2 separate regions of the Homo sapiens genome follow, and region 1 is linked to region 2. Evidence: chromatin loops called from intact Hi-C (ENCODE). Cell type or tissue: natural killer cell. All regions are shown on one strand. Each heading gives the region's core, and the rest is flanking DNA. Links, peaks and the distances in the headings are about the cores only. Region 1 holds the start of LOC105373757 (a long non-coding RNA gene). Region 2 has its middle 280 kb from the start of MIR4444-1.

What was found. Peaks named below come from ENCODE experiments on the same cell type or tissue, not always from the same donor. Only the 100,000 strongest peaks of a DNase experiment are listed, where the experiment ranks them.
Region 1: it touches region 2 in a loop (8-fold over the local background); 2 of 110 quality-filtered maps call a loop at or near these places.

What each region holds. Positions count from the first base shown.
Region 1 is chr2:176,847,938-176,857,273 of GRCh38, forward strand. It overlaps LOC105373757 (a long non-coding RNA gene), which reads right to left and starts at 1,466. Exons shown (of 4, transcript NR_187998.1): 1 at 1,338-1,466. It overlaps LOC105373756 (a long non-coding RNA gene), which reads left to right and starts at 1,596. Exons shown (of 6, transcript XR_923603.3): 1 at 1,596-1,682; 2 at 8,577-8,691; 3 at 9,304-9,336. In natural killer cell, for the core only: no CTCF peak of the experiment used is centred there; a DNase peak (open chromatin) is centred at 4,854; H3K27ac peaks cover 849 bases.
Region 2 is chr2:176,928,301-176,937,636 of GRCh38, forward strand. It overlaps the pseudogene RNU6-187P. Among named protein-coding and RNA genes, the nearest start is that of MIR4444-1, 280 kb to the right of the region's middle. RefSeq lists enhancers at 3,600-3,899, 7,450-7,549. In natural killer cell, for the core only: no CTCF peak of the experiment used is centred there; DNase peaks (open chromatin) are centred at 3,771 and 4,111; H3K27ac peaks cover 927 bases.

The sequences.
Region 1 (9,336 bases), core at 848-8,847, 80 kb before region 2:
TAACCTAACAGTAAATATGCTGTCAAAGCCATTTTAATACTAAACAGCTTACCTGCAAATATGTCATATGCCAGATATTCTGGACCAGAGGTAACCTTGACCCCACACTAAGCTTGTAGGAAAAGAAGCTAATGCCTCTAAATCATGAGGTTACTGTTGGTGACAGGTGTGTATAAAGAACATTCTTCATTAGAAATACCAATAATAAATATTTCTAAGCTCCAAATTGGCTTCAAGAAGGCATGAAAATCTATAGAAGGGTTAAAATAAGCTTTGGACTCATTGTACGGTTTTTTCAATTCTTTGTAAACTGTTAGCCTCAGGTTTCTTAGAGTTGAAAAACCCATGGAATAAATACAATCAGAAGATACTCCCTTTCCTTTTTTCTCTTCTCCATTTTATCACCTGCAATAAATAGCCAATCATATTATAGCATATTCATCTATGAAAGATAGCTAGACAGAAATATGAGCTACCACATTTTTCTTGAACCCATTTCCCATATTCTGACATTTCAAACATTTGCCAACACCCAGTGGCTCCGCCAGTTTTATCAATAATATAAAAATGAAGAAAGTTAAACTAAATTAAAAACAAAAAAACTCAACTCTAGAGGACTACAGACAATATTTCTCACCCTGCTTTTAAATTAAGGCTTTGTTTGTCCAATGTCGGCCTCAACTCCTCCTTCTGGGACTGGAGGAGATACCAATAAGTGACCTTGATATGGAGGAAGAGTACCCAGACTTCTATCACCATAGCCAGACAGATTATCGTGCCTCAGTTTTCTTATAAAGACAAATGTTCCTAATAAAATCCTAAAGGGTACTATGAGAGGATGGGTACAAACCCACTTTGGGAACCAGAGCTTCCCAGCCCTACCATGGTGACTCCAGCCTTTCCTGACTCCCTGCCTAGCCTTCCACAGGTTGTGTCCACAGGATAGAATGCCCCAGAAGCCTGTTTGGTTGAAAGTTGGGTGGGGGGAGGGGCATGTTGACAGGCAAGAGGCAGTTAATTCAGCTGCAACTCAACCAGAGCACCCGAACTATCCCTCTGGGGTAGGAAGAGGGGGGCATGGGCTCCTTTAATGACCCCAGATAGTCAGGACCTCTGTTTTATGTCTTATCGCAATTACAGCGAGACCAGGCCCGGTAAGTCGAAGCAGCTGCAGGGCCACATGCACATTAACTACGGATGTGCTGCCCCTTCAGATCTCGCCTGCACAGGCACTCCCCCCACCCCCCACTGGGCCAAATCCATTTCTTTGAAGCATTATATACAAAAGCCACTTCTCGGAAATTCTGACTTACTTTTGAAAGATGCTATATACTTACTCTTCACCACTTTGAGACACTGGCTAATGATACTCATAGAAAAACATTAGCCAGTCCCCTGTATAAATGGGCTATTTCTAATGAGAAAGTTTCTACAGTAGAAAACATCTCATGGTGTCTCCTGCCATTGTGGGGTGGTTTCCTAAGCAACCTCACTAGCGTCTACCAGCAGGCATTATTCCATCAGGTCCTTGCCCTGCCTCACCTCCACACTCTCTTAGCTCTTCAACAAACCTGTCCTGACTCCAACGTGGAGATGCTGGGAACACAGCCATGAGAGATTCTGACAAGTCTTGACTTCATTCAGCTTCCCAGTCAAGGGACAATTAATTACCGTGATGTGGAGTGAGTGTGCAGGAAATTAGAACCTTATTAACAGTGACAATATGGTTCTCAGGACAAACACATAGAGCCCATCTTCACTTCATAAGGGAAGCTTTAGAAGGGTAAAGATGGCTTTTGAACCACTTTGGCTAAAAAGGAATGTGTAGTTTTCTAAACCCAGATATGATTCCTACCTATAACCTTGGAAATTTACCAGGTTAAAGAATGAATCTAAATGTGAAATTCTGCCACCTTAGAATAGAGCAAGGACTGGATTTTGTTAGGTCCTGCATCCAGTTAACAATTTCTTTATAAGTTGTATTCCTGAAATTCATTAGGAAGTAGTATTTGGGGTTTCAGAATGTGTGTTTCCATTAAACAGGTGTCATGGTAGCATTTCATTTTATTTGTTCAGCAATTATTTGCATAGGCTTCCCTAAATAAATAATAGGTCTTAACCCATTAAACCCTCATTGGAACCCTGTGAAGCAGATGCCTTTCTTATCCCCATTTGCAGATGAGGAAGCTGAACATTGAGAGGTTAAGTAACTTCCACAGGGTCACACAGCAGATGAAAGTAGCAATTTCCACAGGATCCTTGCTAAGCTGTCTAGGCATCAGCTTGCCAGGGAAGCTCTCTGAGAACAACACTCTGAACAGCCCATTCCTATCCTCAAGGCTGCTCCAACTCTGCTACCTGCTGGGAATAATCTGATCTGGACCCTATGTCCAGGGCAAACACTGCTCCATGCCAGGAGGAGCAGCAGATCTTGAATGCTGACACTTGCAGGTTCCCTGAAGCCAGGGAAGGAAGATACAAAGCAGAGTCCATCCCCTGTGGCTCCTTGACCCTAGGCTTTTGGGAAGAGACTCTTATGCCAAAAGAGATCTCAGGGAAGACAAAATCTCATAATTGGGGGTGCCTAATCCCTTTCCCCAGCCAATCTGCAAGAGCCATTGCTTCAGAGTTGGGCAGCTGAACAGCCAGAGTGGGCTGGAGGTGGAAGGGTGCAGCTGGGCTCACACCCATATTGGCCGTCAAATGCCAGGGTCCTCTGGACCACAGCACCCCATCTGCATCAGGAGGTACACAGCAGTGGGGTTTTGACTAGGAAAGGAAAAGCACCAGTTTCTTTCCCAGGAGTCCAGATACATGTAACTCTGACCCTAGTGTGGTAGACACCATTAGTCTAATTCCCATGCATTTGATGGAGAGCTGCCCTTAAAACACAGGCAGTAGGCATTTACAGTTTTGCACCACTAAATGAACCACCTGCCGTTGTCATAACAGAAGGAATAAACATTCAAGACAAAATGCAGGTGAAAGCTATTTTCAAGGGTAACAAAGTAAGCTCTCCAAGACGGGAAGTGTTCAAGCATCACTTGGCCCAGACGTGATAGAGGGAATTCAGATATCTAGGTGGTTCAACTAGATCAATGCTTTCCAAATGTAGACATTCACCACGATCTCCTGGGGAACTTTGAAAAGAAAATACATTTTGTCAGGTCCAATGCCATATGGTAAGATTCATTAGGTCTGGAGTGAGACTTAAGGAATCTGTAAGTTTCACAAAACTGACAGTGATTCTAGAGCTCACCAGGACAAGGAATATTTGGACAGGATGACCTCTGTGATTCTGTTAGAGAGTCTGTGATTTCTTACCAAGGCTCTGGGCCTCACCTACCACAAATTTACAGGTTGAAAAATGCCTGTGTAGATTGCTTGTCATTGGGGAATAGTTTTTACCCCCCACACAATGCAGTGGTGTGCATATTTGCTGATGTTTTCCCCCCAAAGCATGTGAGAATGAATCATTATTGAAACAATTTACTTTCAGTTAGTGCATGAATGCCTTCCCATGATTCTCTGATGCTTTGTTTGTCCTCCTATAAAAATTATTTATGACCCAAGTGTGCTCTTTTAAATCAGAATACTTATTTCTGAAATCAAAGCTCTAGCATGCTAATGCGAGTAGAAACCTTGATAATTTTTCAAAGCCATGTTGAATATTCAAAAGCTGGAACTGAAGGAAAGGAGTTAACATTAATTAATATTTGAAGCACTAAAATAAAAGCAACAGTGAAGCTAATTTTGCAGGACAATTAATCATGAGTCTTGCTAATTACACATGGGATTTTGCAAATGATTTTTTTCTCAGGTAGCAAAGTAAAAATGATAATCCGCTACCCATCAAAATCATTGGCTTCTCACCAATGTCCCCAGCAAGAGCAATTAGTGGAAACAGCAGAGCCCTAGTAATTGCATGTCAAGAGAGGAGAATGTTAGAATTTTAATTGCTCTAAATAAAGACCACTTGCTCATATATACACCTGATGGTCCAAAACAGCTCTGCAAGCCAGAGCAAGTATGCCACCACTTCCAGGTGCCCGCATAAAAATAACTCTTTGGGAACAGTATTCTCCCAGCAACCCATGCAGTTTCTGGAAGAAAATATCAATATGCATTCACATTCTGAACTGCAGTGTCATCACTTGAATATAAGAAGTGCAAAAAAAAAAAATCACCCACTTGGGAAAATGTGCATATTCTTTATATTTGCCAAATATTTATTGCTGACATTTTTTTGAAGAACTTTAACTATCTACAAGGTGCCAAGGGCTTCAAATTTACTGAATTTTAGGATCCCCAATAAAATGTTTTTAACAAGACATCTCAAGAGGGCATAAAATAAAAAATTACCATATTCATGAGTGTAAGCCTCTAAGATTGCAATGCTATAAACTGGATGTTTATAATTTGCTTGTGGCTTTCTTAATTAAAAACTGGTAATTAGAAACTCAAGTACTATTTTTACACTTCATCTTCTACACTTTACATGCTACTGTTACTTTTCAGTTTAATATATGTACACATGGATGCACACAATTGCAAATGATCAATAATATTTAACTGTGTGTCTAAAACCTAAATGATGATGGATACATTTAAATATTGCTTTCCAGGAGATTATTATTCCAATGGCCATGTCGTGGCTTAAACACTTAGTTTAAACAAAACAGCTACCATTTTTTGCTCTTCCCAACATGCATCATTTACTCTCATTTTTAAGCTGAATTGCTGAATTGCCTTCCAAGTACTTCTAGTATCTATTGTCTCCCAGACTAGCCTTGCATCTTTTAAGTGCACCATATTGAGGTGCTAAACCACCAAGCACTTCCTGCTGTTAGCTTTGTGGGCTGAGTGTTAGGTGCAGAGCAGTAACCTTAACTTACCACCATATCGTCTTTGCACATCCAAAGTTTTGTGCATGTTTTACTATACCAGAACCACCTAAAATCAACAAGCAGGACGTAGGGAGTGCTGCTTCCTTTGCTGAATTACCAGCAGATCACAGGTGTGTACCTGACCCCCGGAGGTGATCCAGGTAATAACACTAGGATGGTGATTTAAAGGGTTAGAAGCTTTTCCACAGAAGGTAGTCCTTGAATTCTATCATTTTGCAAATATTGCTCATGAATGGCAACTTACTTACCGGCCTCCTTAAGTGGTTGCTTTTTATTTGTATTATGTTTTAAAGTAGAAAACTTTGAAGATGGTTGTTTTTCTGTCAAAGCACAGCCATTATGCCATCCTCAAGTTAGAATTTCTTCATCAGGTTATTATATATGCATATCTCATGAGACTTTAACCCTCTCCCTGCTCTTTTTTCAAATATCAATTTAGGGCCAAAAAAAGGTGAGTCAGAACAATCATTATTTATTTAGAAGCATTTTACCAAGACACAAAGAACACGCTACCCACTTTTGTAGCAAGATTTTTTAAGAGGACATAGCATAAAATGACAAAAATAAATAAATAAATAAAGCCATAAGCAGAGCAAAGCCTATTGGGTAGGATAGCATCTACGTCTCAAGTGACATGAGAGAATCTGGTGTAAATTATAAGATGATTGATTAGAAAAAAAAAATATTTGGCCAGGTGCTGTGGCTCATGCCTGTAATCCTAGCACTTTGGGAGGCCAAGGCAGGTGGATCATGAGGTCAGGAGTTCGAGACCATCCTGGCCAACATGGTGAAACCCCATCTCTACAAAATTAGCCAGGTGTGGTGGTGGGCGCCTGTAGTCCCAACTACTCAGGAGGCTGAGGCAGGAAAATCACTTGAACCTGGGAGGCAGAGGTTGCAGTGATCTGAGATCGCACCACTGCACTCCAACCTGGGCAACAGAGCAACACTCCATCAAAAAAAAAAAAAAAAGAAAGGAAGGAAGAGAAAGAAAGAGATTTTGTACAGATCAAGATTGCAAGGACACACTATTATTCTAAAGGGCAAAAGGAGTAAAGCACAGGATTCTGAAAGCTTCTTTCTTGCAGCATCTAAAATGCTCGTGTAGACATTGTTTCCCAAGCTGTCTGGCGTTAACATCAGGAGACTGCCAAAGTGCTATTTATATTGCTGCTCATGGCTGGGTGGGAGAAGGACAAAGAAGCTTTTTGGTCAAAATGTATAATTTCCCAACATTAAGTGTTTATAAAAGGGTGTTGTAGTAATAAGGGGTTAGGTGTGCCAATAGCTTCTAAATCAAGGGCCACACTAATCAGAGTGAACTTGGCATAAGTACTAATAGATTATAGCTACCCATTAAGGGAACAGAGTAGATCTTGGCTTAACCTTTGCCCCACAAACTCCCAGGACCTTTTGTGGTTTTTCCTGACTATAGTATCTGCAGACATCTTGGTAATTTTTAACACGGTGGCAGACTTCCATTGTAATAAAGCTCAATTATATTGGCCCTTTGATGGAGTTTATGGTGCCACATCAATTAAATGAGGCAGAGAGAGACAGTGAGCAGACCTTCCATCACCCATCATTTGGGAAGAGATTTGCAGTAAAAGAATAAATTTTGTGCACACATATCAACTTAACATTAAAGAAAAAATGATAAGTACAAGTAACAAAGAAAGAAAGGGGAGAACAGAAAGAAAATGATGAAGCTGAATGACTCGCTTACACTTTTGAGTTTCAGTTGCCACCTCTGCTGTTGGACCAAACTAGGGGCTCTTAAATCTGGGTTTTCTCAATCCCCTGTAGGATCCGCTAATGGGCTTGATGATACCCGTGAGTTCCCTGAAATTATGGGCCAAATATTGTGTCTGCACATATACATATTTTTCTGGGTTCAGCTTTATAGCTTTTATGAGATTCTCAAAAAAGATCATAAGCCAGATAACGATAAAAACTACTAGAAAAAATAGTTGTGTAGGCCTTTGCTACTTCTAATCTTATAAGGAACAATTTGGTAATCCCATTTCTAAATAAAGTCTGCTCCAAGTGACTCTGTTATGTCCAAAGAATCCCAAGGTTCGAAATTTGTTTTCATTGTATCATTTAATATAATTGCCTTCTGTGGTTGGCACGCATCTAGAAATTCAAGATCCCTCAGCAAACACTTCACAAGGTTTCACTTTAGTCTTTGCTGTTCAACCTTCCTTCAGTGCAGTATTGAACTGAGCTATATCAATAACCACAAAAGGAAGAAAACGGAGCTGAACCTTTTCCTCCATAGCCAGCTGAGCCACTTGAATGTCTCTAGGGCCTGAACAGTAATAGCTCTTTTATGAATTGGTTACACCTTTGGAGTTAGTGAGTTTGGCTGAAGTTAGCTGTTACTGTTATTATACCAACATTGCAAATTTTGTCTAGTTCCCTGTTGAAAATGAGCTGTTACTCTGGGCTTCACACTGGACAGTCTTTCTGGGCTCTATGTTCTCAAGGTTTCTTCAGCTTACATGTTATAGACTTTTAAAGGAATTCTGAAATCAAAGATGACCTATATCTATTAAAAAATAAAAGGAAAGGGAATTCGGGAAGCTGAAAAGAACTGACCAAATATGTGAATGGACAGGCAGCCTGGAATTAGCCAGAAATGACCCTCCAAGCATATCTGACAGAATGATGTGAAAGCATACAACATGAATTATTCAAAATAATTAGAGACAGCACTAAGGGTGTTTGCTCTGATAGGGCCATAGTGGAATTTGAAGGGGAAATCAAGGCAGCCAGAGAGAAGCAGGTAATAAACCACTTGGATTCTTAAATGGCAGGCCCTAATTTTTTCAATGTAAACATGGAGGTGTCTGTTTCCTGAATTGTAAATTGAAGAGGTTATCTAAACAGCTCTCTTTAGCATTACCACCCTGGGAGTAAGTCACCAAAGATGCTAAAAATTATACTGCTCCTGGAAAGATATGAAAACAGTTTTTCATGCAGTTTGTACAATGACATGTTATAGAAGGAGGAAAGAAATGTAAGCAGGATACAATAAGATGTTCAAGCAGAGTGGTCTTCTCTCACTCTGGACCCTCACAATTCCCAGCTAGGCAGGACCGGGCATGTTCAGTATTTGGTTTGCTATTGAACAAGAACACTTAGGTATTGCAGGGAAGAATTGCCATTTAGTACAGGTTTAGTGATCTCGAATTCCTATGATCTAGTACACCCACATGAAAGTACATACACGAAAATGTGGCATTTTCCTCTGCAAAACTTTGTATGCTGACCCAAATAAAATAAAGCTATTAGGCTATTAGTAGTTGACCTTGGGGGGAGTCAAAAGTTATATATGGATTTTTTACTATACCAGGGGTCAGCACCCCAATTCCCACATTATTCGAGGGTCAATTGTACACTGTGTCTGTTAAGGCAAAAGCAGCCTCTCTATAATTATGTCTGAGACTTGGGGTGGGATATTGGTGAGCTGCTCTAGGGCGCAGGGTTAGGCCCTTCACAGGGGAGATGGAGGATGCCTTGGGCCACCTACACGGGCCAGGCCTGTGCTGCCATCACTCCCTTTCCTCCCTAGCTACATGATTGTCCTAGGGCCATGAATAAAGGCCCAGGTGCCTTTAAAGCAGCCAGGCCCTGCCTTTCAATGAAAACAGACTTTGTTAACAGTGCCGAAGAGCGATAAAAGAAAGAGAGAAGACAGAAACATGGACCTAAGAGCTGTTTGGACACAGAAGGAAGAACCCTGATGATCCAGCATTCTTTGTCTTTTCATTTCCAAAAGGTATCATCTTCAGAAATTAAAAAAACCCTTTCTTTCTTTCTTCCTTTATGCAGTAAAGGAGGTCAACCTGAGCCACATCATCATCTTTCCAGCCATTATTCACTCCCTCTTCCTTCTGTCCCCTGAACAAAACATACACATCTTCTCTTGTCCAATGTCAACTTGTCCTTCTTGGGAGCTCTCATCTTAGAAACAGCTGTTTCCTGTCTCCACCCATACTTCTGTTTCTCTTCTCTCTGGCTTTCTAAACAAGCTGTTGACCTATTTTCAAATGGAGGGCACTTAGAAGACACAGAGGAAGAAAGAGGAGCAAAAGAGTTCAGGTCACCAAGAAGAAATGACCAAATAACGGTGTTCACAGAGACCTCCACCAACATCTATAAAGGCCCCATTCCCAAAAGACCTTAAGCACCATCACAGTGCAGATTTGAGGCTTGTATCTAATAGTCTCTCTTCCCCTCTCACAAACTGTAAAACTGGTTGAGATGCCTCAACATGCTATGTACAATTCTTCACTAGGAGCTACCCTCTGATTTAAAAGATACATTTTTTCTCTTTCTGGTTTTCCAGATAATGGATTAAATTTTCATATTTTCCCCTTCACTCTTCCAGGGATTATCTGGTCAGTGAAATCTTTATAAAGCA
Region 2 (9,336 bases), core at 397-8,396:
GCCATTTAAACTCAGGTCTCTGCTGTTCCAAACCTATTTTCTTTCTGCTAAATTGCAATACCTCTAACTTGTTAGAATTTTACATAAAACCTTGAAATTCTAAAATATATATATATAAACTTTTTCAAAATTAAAAGCTTTTGCTGTTCAGAAAAAAAATCCTGTTTAGAAAGGCAAGCCAGATTGCAATAATAGATATGCAGTTGAAATACATAAAACATCTTGAAGAAGTTTTTATTAGTATAAATTTGTGAGCATTCAAATTTCTACATATACTTACTATAAAGTCAATGAATAATGAAGCAGTCTTTTTTTTTTTTTTTTTTTTTTTTGAGACAGTCTCGCTCTGTCGCCCAGGCTGGAGTACAGTGGCGCGATCTCGGCTCACTGCAAGCTCCGACTCCGGGGTTCGCGCCATTCTCCTGCCTCAGCCTCCCGAGTAGCTGGGACTACAGGCACCCACCACCACACCCAGCTAATTTTTTGTATTTTTAATAGAGACGGGGTTTCACCGTGTTAGCCAGGATGGTCTCGATCTCCTGACTTCGTGATCCGCCCACCTCAGCCTCCCAAAGCGCTGGGATTACAGGCGTGAGCCACCATGCCGGGCCATGAAGCAGTCTTGATAAACACAGTTGCAACAGACGTATTAACTCCTGCTTCCAACTGATTGCTGTATTTTGTTTAGATTGCATAGAATTGAGACTATCATAATTCACATATATTAACAGATGCAAACAGTAATAGTTTTCTAAAAGCAGTTTGTGATGTCCAGCCACACCTTGATAAAACAGATGACAAAAAAAAAGCTTTATTCTGTTTGCACTAAAAACCTAGTTTACCTGCTTGCACAAGTTGACATGTTAATTATCCACAGTGTGTTAAAAATTGGTATGTGTCACGTTTTAGTGTGCATGTTGTATTTTTTAACTTTTAAGTTGGGGTACATGTGCAGGTTTTTTACATAGGTAAACTCATGTCATGGGAGTTTGTTGTACAGATTATTTTATCACCCAGGTATTAAGCCTAATACACAGTTTTTTTTTTTCTGCTCCTCACCTCCTCCCAGCCTCCACCCTCAAGTAGGCCTCAGTGTCTCTTGTTCCCCTCTTTGTGCCCATGAGTTCTCAATCACTTAGCTACCACTTATAAGTAAGAAAATGCAGTATTTCGTTTTCTGTTCTTGCATTAATTTGCTAAGGATAACGGCCTCCAGTTCCATCCATGTTCCCACAAAAGACATGATCTCATTCTTTTTTATGGCTGCATAGTATTCTATGGTATATATGTGCCACATTCTTCATCCAATCTGTCACTGATGGGCATTTAGTTTGATTCCATGTCTTTGCTATTCTGAATAGTGCTGCAATGAACATTCACATGCATGTGTCTTTATGGTAGAATGATTTACATTCCTCTGGGTATAAACTCAGTAATGGGATTGCTAGGTCAAAAGGTAGTTCTCCTTTTAGCTCTTTCAGGAATTGCCACATTGCTTTTTCCACAATGGTTGAACTAATTTATACTCCCACCAACAGTGTATAAGTGTTCCCTTTTCTCCACAACCTCACCAGCATCTGTTATTCTTTGACTTTTTAATCATAGCCATTCTGATTGGCATGAGATGGTATTTAATTGTGGCTTTGATTTGCATTTATCTAACAATCAGTAATATTGAGCTTTTAAAAATACGGAATGCTTCACGAATTCCATGTCATTCTTGCACAGGGGACATGCTAATCTTCTCTGTATTATTCCAATTTTAGTATATGTGCTGCTGAAGCAAGCACACGTGTTTATAATTTTAGTAGTCATTTAAAATATATTTAATTTTTTAAATAAATTCTTCCTAAATTGATTTGTAAATTCAATGCAATCTCAATCAAAATCCTAGCAGGTTTCTTTGAAGAAATTGAAAAGCAGATGCTAAAATGTATATGGAAATGGAAAGGACCTAGAATAGCCAAAATAATTAGAAAAAGAATAATAAAGGATTTATTATCCTACTTGATTCTAAGACTTACAAGAAAGCTACGATCGTCAAGACAGTGCGGCACTGAGGCAAGGATAGACCTATAGATTCATGGAACAGAATAGAGAGTCCAGAAATAAATCCAAAGTTATATGGTTGATTTTTGACAAAGATGTGAACATAACTAAATTGGAAAATCAGCAAAATAGTGCTGCAACAACTAAATATCTAGAGGGGAAAAAAACAACCTTACAACATATTTTAAAAGCTAACACAAAATACATCATAGGCCTAAACAGTAAGAGCTAACACTATTACATTTCTGGAAGAAAATATAAGAGAAAATATTTGTAACAACAGTTAGGAAAGGCATTTTTAAACAGGACACCAAAAGTACAACTCATAAGGAAAAATATTTATAAACATTTTCAAAAGTAAAAGCTTTTGCTCTTCAGAAAAAAGTGTTAAAAAAGGCAAGCCGGACTGAAATAATAGATATGAAAAACATATCTGACAAAAAGGCTTGTATCCAGAATATATAAAAGATATTTACAACTTAAGAAGGCAAGAGCCCAATAAAATGGGGAAAAGATTTGAAGAGACTCTTTACAAAAGAAGTTATACAAATTCCAATAAGCACATGAAAAGATGATCTACATCACAAATTATGAGGGAAATGTCAATTAGAACCATAATGAGCTACTTACTACGCACTTGAGAATATCAAGGATGGGTGAAGAGGTAGGACAACTTGAACTCTCATACATTGACTGTGTGACAGTATAAAATGGTACTATTTCTTATATAGTTAAACATATACAAGCCATGTGACCCAGCAATCTTTATCCTAGATATTTACCCAAGAGAGATAAAAATGTGTCCACGCAAAACTTTTACATCAATGTTTATAGCAGCATTATTCATAATCGTCAAAACTGAAAGCAACCCAAGTATCTATTAACCAGTGAATGGATAAACAAATTGTGGTATATCCAATGGAGTATTACTATAAAAGCAACAAAATATTAGTACTCTCGACAACATAGGTGAATCTCAAAAATATTATGCTAAGTGAAAAAAGGTAAACACAAAGGGCTACATACTATGATTCTGTCTGTATGAAATTCTAGGAAAGGCAAAACCATAGCAACAAAAAGCAGATCAGTAGTTGGTTGGCTGGGGCCAAGAGCTGGGGGAATATATTGACTGTAGGAGCACAAGGGAACTTCTAGGGTGATGGAAATGTTCTAATTTGATCATGGTGGGGAATGGATTTTTTAAATATACTAGGGATTTGTTTTTCTTTTTAAGGGATTTCTTTTGGAAAAAAAAAAAGTCCTAGAATAAGAACAGAAGCATGTTCTCTTCTGAGAAATAATCCTTAGAAAATAGAAGTTAAGCCAAAATATGTAACATTACCTATGTCTTTTAAAACTTTTCTTGTCCATCTAATTTCCATCTTAAGAAAAATTAGAAATAAATCAATTACACTTTAAATACTTTTGGTACAGTTGAATATGTACAGGACTGCTGAATATTGAATAGGTTCCCAGAGAAACTCTTTGTAACAGAACTTTCCATTTGACCATAGCCCTTAAGGCATTTAAAGACAAGTGAGAAACAGACTGTTTTGGTTCGTTGGTTTGGGTTTTTTTTTCTTTTTTTTTTCATTACTTAGCTTTGTCATCATGCTTTCCTACCACCAGAAGGCATATTTATGACTCATCAGTCAACACCCAGTGTCAGATAACTAGCCATTAACATACTTCACTTGTACTGTGATGAAAATGATATCACAACTTTCAAGAGATCCCCTTGAAGATGAAACTGAAAGAAATGGTGGCCACATGTTGTTTCAAACCTGTATTCGTTACACCTCCTGACTGCATGTCGTGCAAAAGGGCCAAACAGATGTGTAAAAAATAGCTGTTTAACAGGGGGGAAAATACTGTAAAATTGTTTATGGCAGGACAGCGGGTTCTTATAGGCAAAGTAAATTACAAATAGATTTCTCAATTACTTTTTAAAGCCTAGTATTTGATTCTTATATAACAGTCAAAAATCAATTTTGCATGGAATTTATGTGAATGCCTCATTATTAATAAAACAGCGGTTGGCGGCTGCTACTTCCTCCCCACAACAGCAGCACGCAGTGGGGAAGCATTCACGTGCCAGGCTGTGCAATTCTTTATCTTTTTATCCTCTGGTTCAGCATCATAAAAAAGAAAGGGAAGAGATGAATCCCAAGCAAATTTTAGGCATGGGCTTCTGGCAGCACCTATTTCATGGGGGCCTGCTGGTGCCCTGAGAGTACTTGGTGATGGGTGCTGAGGGAAGTCCTCACCCTACTCCCTGCTCATACTGTACCTCGAAGGTCTTTTTTAAAAAAAAAAAAAGTATAATTAAGCAAGTAACTCTAGTTGTTGAAAAAGTCACTGAGCTCTTTCTCTCGCTCTATCCTTAGCATATCCAACCTCGGTACTAGAGTCTACTGACCCTGTGAATTGATTTAAAAGGACTGGCCAGTGGCAATTTTCCCCAGATTGCTTTATTTCTCCAAAATAAAATTATTTATTTTGAAAAGAACTTGCTCCTGACCCAAACATTCTAATAACATAACAAGCATAATTCTCATTCAACAAACAAGAAAATTGAATCCCACTTATGTCTACAGACCATAACAGTCTGCTCCCTACACTGTACTTGATTCATCAAACCATGAACACTCCCCGTTTCCCAAATGAAAAGTGTAGTGTGGTGAGAAAAACCTAGCTTCTCTGGTTAGCCCTCCCTAACCAATTGGATGACTTTAAACAGTTATATCACTGTTTTAGGCCATGTCTGTTAACTGGTAAAATAAGAGAGTTTTCAAAATTATCTGAGGTTTCCTTCAGCTAAGATTTGGCAATGAGAAGAAATCATTGTATTCCCATTACATGTGAAAAGCAAAAAGAAAATTCTATGTTTGGCCAACAACATGGAGAAATGCTTATCTTCAGAGGTTAAATTCAGCTAAACAGTAGCTACCTGCTATTTCTTCTATTGGGTGCATGCCTCAAAAACGCTAACGGGGGAAATGGCAGGGCGATACACTGAGTGCTTACAGCATGTTTCCAGAAACTGATTTATTCTTGATTTGAATCTCTACTATGTGCATAATTACACCTGGTAACTGCAGGCAAGCTGTGGGCAACACTCTTGCCCCCTTAGTATTTGTGTCAGCAGTTAATTAGGAATGCAGTGCTAATACAGTCTTTAAACCAACCCCAAAAAGCTGTAGTAAAATCTAGTTTAACAAACAGACATGCATATCAGATGACTCCTTGCAGATACAGAATACCAAGAGTTTATTTACCAATGAAAATCCATGGTAGGTAAGATCTGATCCATGGGTTTGTTTGCTTTTGGGTTTTTGGAGACAGATTCTCGCTCTGTTGCCCAGGTTGGAGTATAGTGACGTGATCTCGGCTCACTGCAACCTCTGCCTCCCGGGTTCAAGCAATTCTCCTGCTTCAGCCTCCTGAGTAACTGGGACTACAGACGTGCACTACCATGCCTGGCTAATTTTTGTATTTTTAGTAGAGACAGGGTTTTGCCATGTTGGCCAGGCTGGTCTCGAACTCCTGACCTCAAGTGATCCACCTGCCAAAGTGCTGGGATTCCAGGTGTGAGCCACCACACCCAGCCCCCACAGGTTTGTTTTTAAGAATTGGATTTGATATACTATTGAGAAACAAAGTGGCTTAAATATATCAATTTATTCAGAGTTTTTAAAAACAATGACTTTTTCTTTTATTCTTCTGCTAATTATTTACATGATTAATCTGACTTAACATATCTTCATTGAGAATCACACAGTTGATCCAACTAAAATTAGTATTATTTTAGGGACAAGAATGAAGGATACATTTTTTTTCCTGTTAAGTCAAATTCACATTTGGGTTTTGTTGTGCATATACTGTTAATAATGCAAAGAGAAACTTGTTCACTATGGTTGATTGCATAACAGGCCCCCATCCTGTACCCCTACCTATAGCCACGCCCTTTGCCCTATGACTTTGCAGTTGCTTTCACTACAGAGGCAAATCTGTTTTCCATCTGGGCTTGGACACATGACTTGCTTGGGCCAATAGAATGAGATGGATCGGACAGATGTTCCAGCTCCAGGCCCAGGCCTTGAGGTCCCGCTTTCTGCTTGTTCTCTCCTATTTCTGCCATTACCATGAAGAGGACACGCCTGTGTTACCGGTGGTCACAGGGAAAGGAGGACAGACGTGTGGAACAAAGCAGTCACTCCACATAAGCCCAAACTAGGTGAACCAGCACTGAGACTCAAGAGGGAGCTTAGGCGATAAGATATAGAAGAAAACCCGTCCTTGCAGATACAGAAGAAAACCCGTCTACTGTTACATGTCACTGAGATGCTGTGGCTGTTCACTATGTGCCAATTTTAGAGCAACAGGTTACTAGTATACTGACCTTTTCAAATACTACCTGATATTTATGATGATGCCGATGTTGCCAAATCTCTTCCAAAAAAGTGACCATCTGTCTTTTCCCATCTTTATTAACATGAGTGCCAGATTGATTCCAAGTTACAGTTGTATTCTTTTGGGTGAACAATCTTCCTCATGTTCTCTCAGGGTTTTAGGTGAGAAGTTGTCCAATTTTGGTGTGCCCAGAATCACCTAGAGGGCTTCTTAAAACACACATTGCTGGGCCCCACCTCCAGGAGTTCCTGATTCAATTCATCTGGGATCAGCCTGGGCCTGAGAATGTGCAGTTCTCACACGTGCCTGGGTGGTGCTGATGCTGCTTCTAGGACCACGTTGTGAGAACCACTCGCTTATTAGGCCAGGAAGGGTTAAGCACAACGTCGTCGGTTCACATACCCATCTGTGTTTTCCCAAGGCACATTTTCCATCACCTTCTCCAGCTGACCAATAAATGAGTGGGGCCAGAGCCAAGATTCCACAGCCTTCCAGATGAGTTCCCTCTGGAAGAGGCAGTCTCTGCTGCAAACGGCAGAGTTACCAATCCACACAGCAGGGATTCAGCATCACCTTTTGCCCTGAACTTACAGTTATCCCAATAGTTTGGGAAACTTCCTGGCTTGCACCCAAGATAACCTGATTGAGGAGGTTAAAAGAAAGTTCACAGTTCTTCTCAGTGTCCACCTGAAAGCATTTGTTCTTAAATTCTTCATCTTAGGATTCATGGGTTTTACTGTCAGGGAAAAATCTTCACCCCATCTATTTAAATGTGTGCAATCAATTTCCCTCTCAAATCCCCACGGCAGGTATTCTGATTTCTTCCCACTTGCTGTGCAGTGATCCCCCACTGGGAAAGCAGAACAGCTTTTGCTCATGGTGAAGCTCAACGCCGCCTGGTTTTTTTGTTTTTGTTTTGTTTTTGTTTTTGTTTTTCAATGATTTAAGTTAAATTTGAACTCAGACACTTGCACATGGCTCCTCAGTATCAGCCAGAGTTGGCGGGAAACTGGGTCCTCTGAGCAATCTTTATGTTCAGTGCTGCCTCAGAAAATTACACCAAATTAAAAAGCTGCCCCTTGAAATTTAACGTTTTTAAGATGCAATAGGGAAATAGTAAGCAATTATAATGAACTGGCCAGCCTGCTTTACCTTTCACATCCTCTTTTTTTTTTCCTTTTTTTCTTTTTAATAAAGCATGGTTTTCATCTGCTAACTGCTTCACTATTCTAACTCAATGGTTGTGCTTTGAAGAAGGGCAGGGTTGCCCTAGAGGTGTGTAAGCACTTGCCCAGGGGCCTGGGGAATGTCTGGCACTTTTCTGCTCATAGTATGGGGTAGTGGGAATATTTCCAATCTGTTTTATGGAAGTAGTTTCACTCTATTTTGAGAATCTTTTTATTTTGCAAAGAATTTTCATAAGAAACTCAATGCTCAATTACTATCAAGCACTATTTTGCCTATAATCAGGTTGTACACTATTTGACATGTTTAAAGTGTTGTTTTCATGCAATAGATATGTATCAAGCATGTACTATGGGTAGGCATTGTGCCAGGCAATTTGGATACAAAGAGGAAAATATCCTCTCTTTGTTTTCAAAGTGCTTATAACTATTTTGATGAAACAGACACCAAAATGAATACTCATTCCTGCCTTCATTCAACACACACTGTGCCTATTATGTTCTAGGTACAGTGCTTACTGTACAGTATAGCACAAACAATAAAAAGGGTAGACTTGGTTCCTGCTCAATGTGTAATCTTGTAAGAAAGTCAGACAGCTACCCCCAAAAACTGTGATAAATGTTACGTCGTCAGACAAACATGTGGCAAGAGCATGAGGCAGGAGATCTTGTCTATGAAGTATGGAGATAGCTTTAGGAAGAAGTAACAAATTAAAACGTGAAAATACAAAACAGGAAGCTGAGAAAGGAGGAAGGAAGAAGAAAAAGCTCTATAAGGGCTCAAAGGTTGGAGAGGATTGATACTGAATTGAATAAAAAATTGAGAAAACTTCAGTTTGATGAGAAAGCATGAAGGAGGGATCTATAAGAGATGAGAATGAAAAGACAGGAGCGGGGCATATTTAGGGGTTTGGACTTAACCCTAATGGTGATGTGCAGTCATTTAAAGGTTTCACCCAGAAGAGTGACATGAGGTTTGGGTTTAAGTGCAATAGTTTAGGGTACAAGTTAATACTACAGTCACTCCTCATTATTTGCAGATTCCATATTTGCAAAGTTTCCTACTCACTAACATTTACTTGTTACCCCCAAATCAACACTCATGGCACTTTCAAGATCTTTTGACAAAAAGTTTAAGTTGCCCAGAAAGCACCTTTTCAGTTGAAATTGAACAAGGTAACAGTCTGCCTTTGTGTCTCCAGTCTCATACTGTAAAGTGTTCTTTTTGTGGTCTGTTTAGTATCACATTTCTTCACATTTTTGTGCTTTGTATTGGTGATTTCACTCTTTAAATGACCCCTAAACACAGTGCTAAAGTGCTGTCTAATGTTCACAAGAGCAACAAGGCTGTGATGTGCCTTATAAAGAAAGTTCATGTGTCAGATAAGTTTCTTTCAGGCATGAGTTATGGTGCCGTTGGCCATGAGTGCAGTGTTCATGAATCAACAATATATATTAAATAAGACATCTTTAAGGAAGCACACATTAAATAAGCATATATATTGATCAGTTGAAAATGTTGACCAGAGGCTTGCACAAACCCAACCACATTTTTTTTCATAATTCAGTATTAGCTAATTCAGTGTTTGCAGATACTTTATAGAACATAACTACATGAATAACAAGAATTGGCTATATATTGGATAGGGGCTAGACTGGAGACAGAGGCATAAGTTAGAGAGAATTCTCA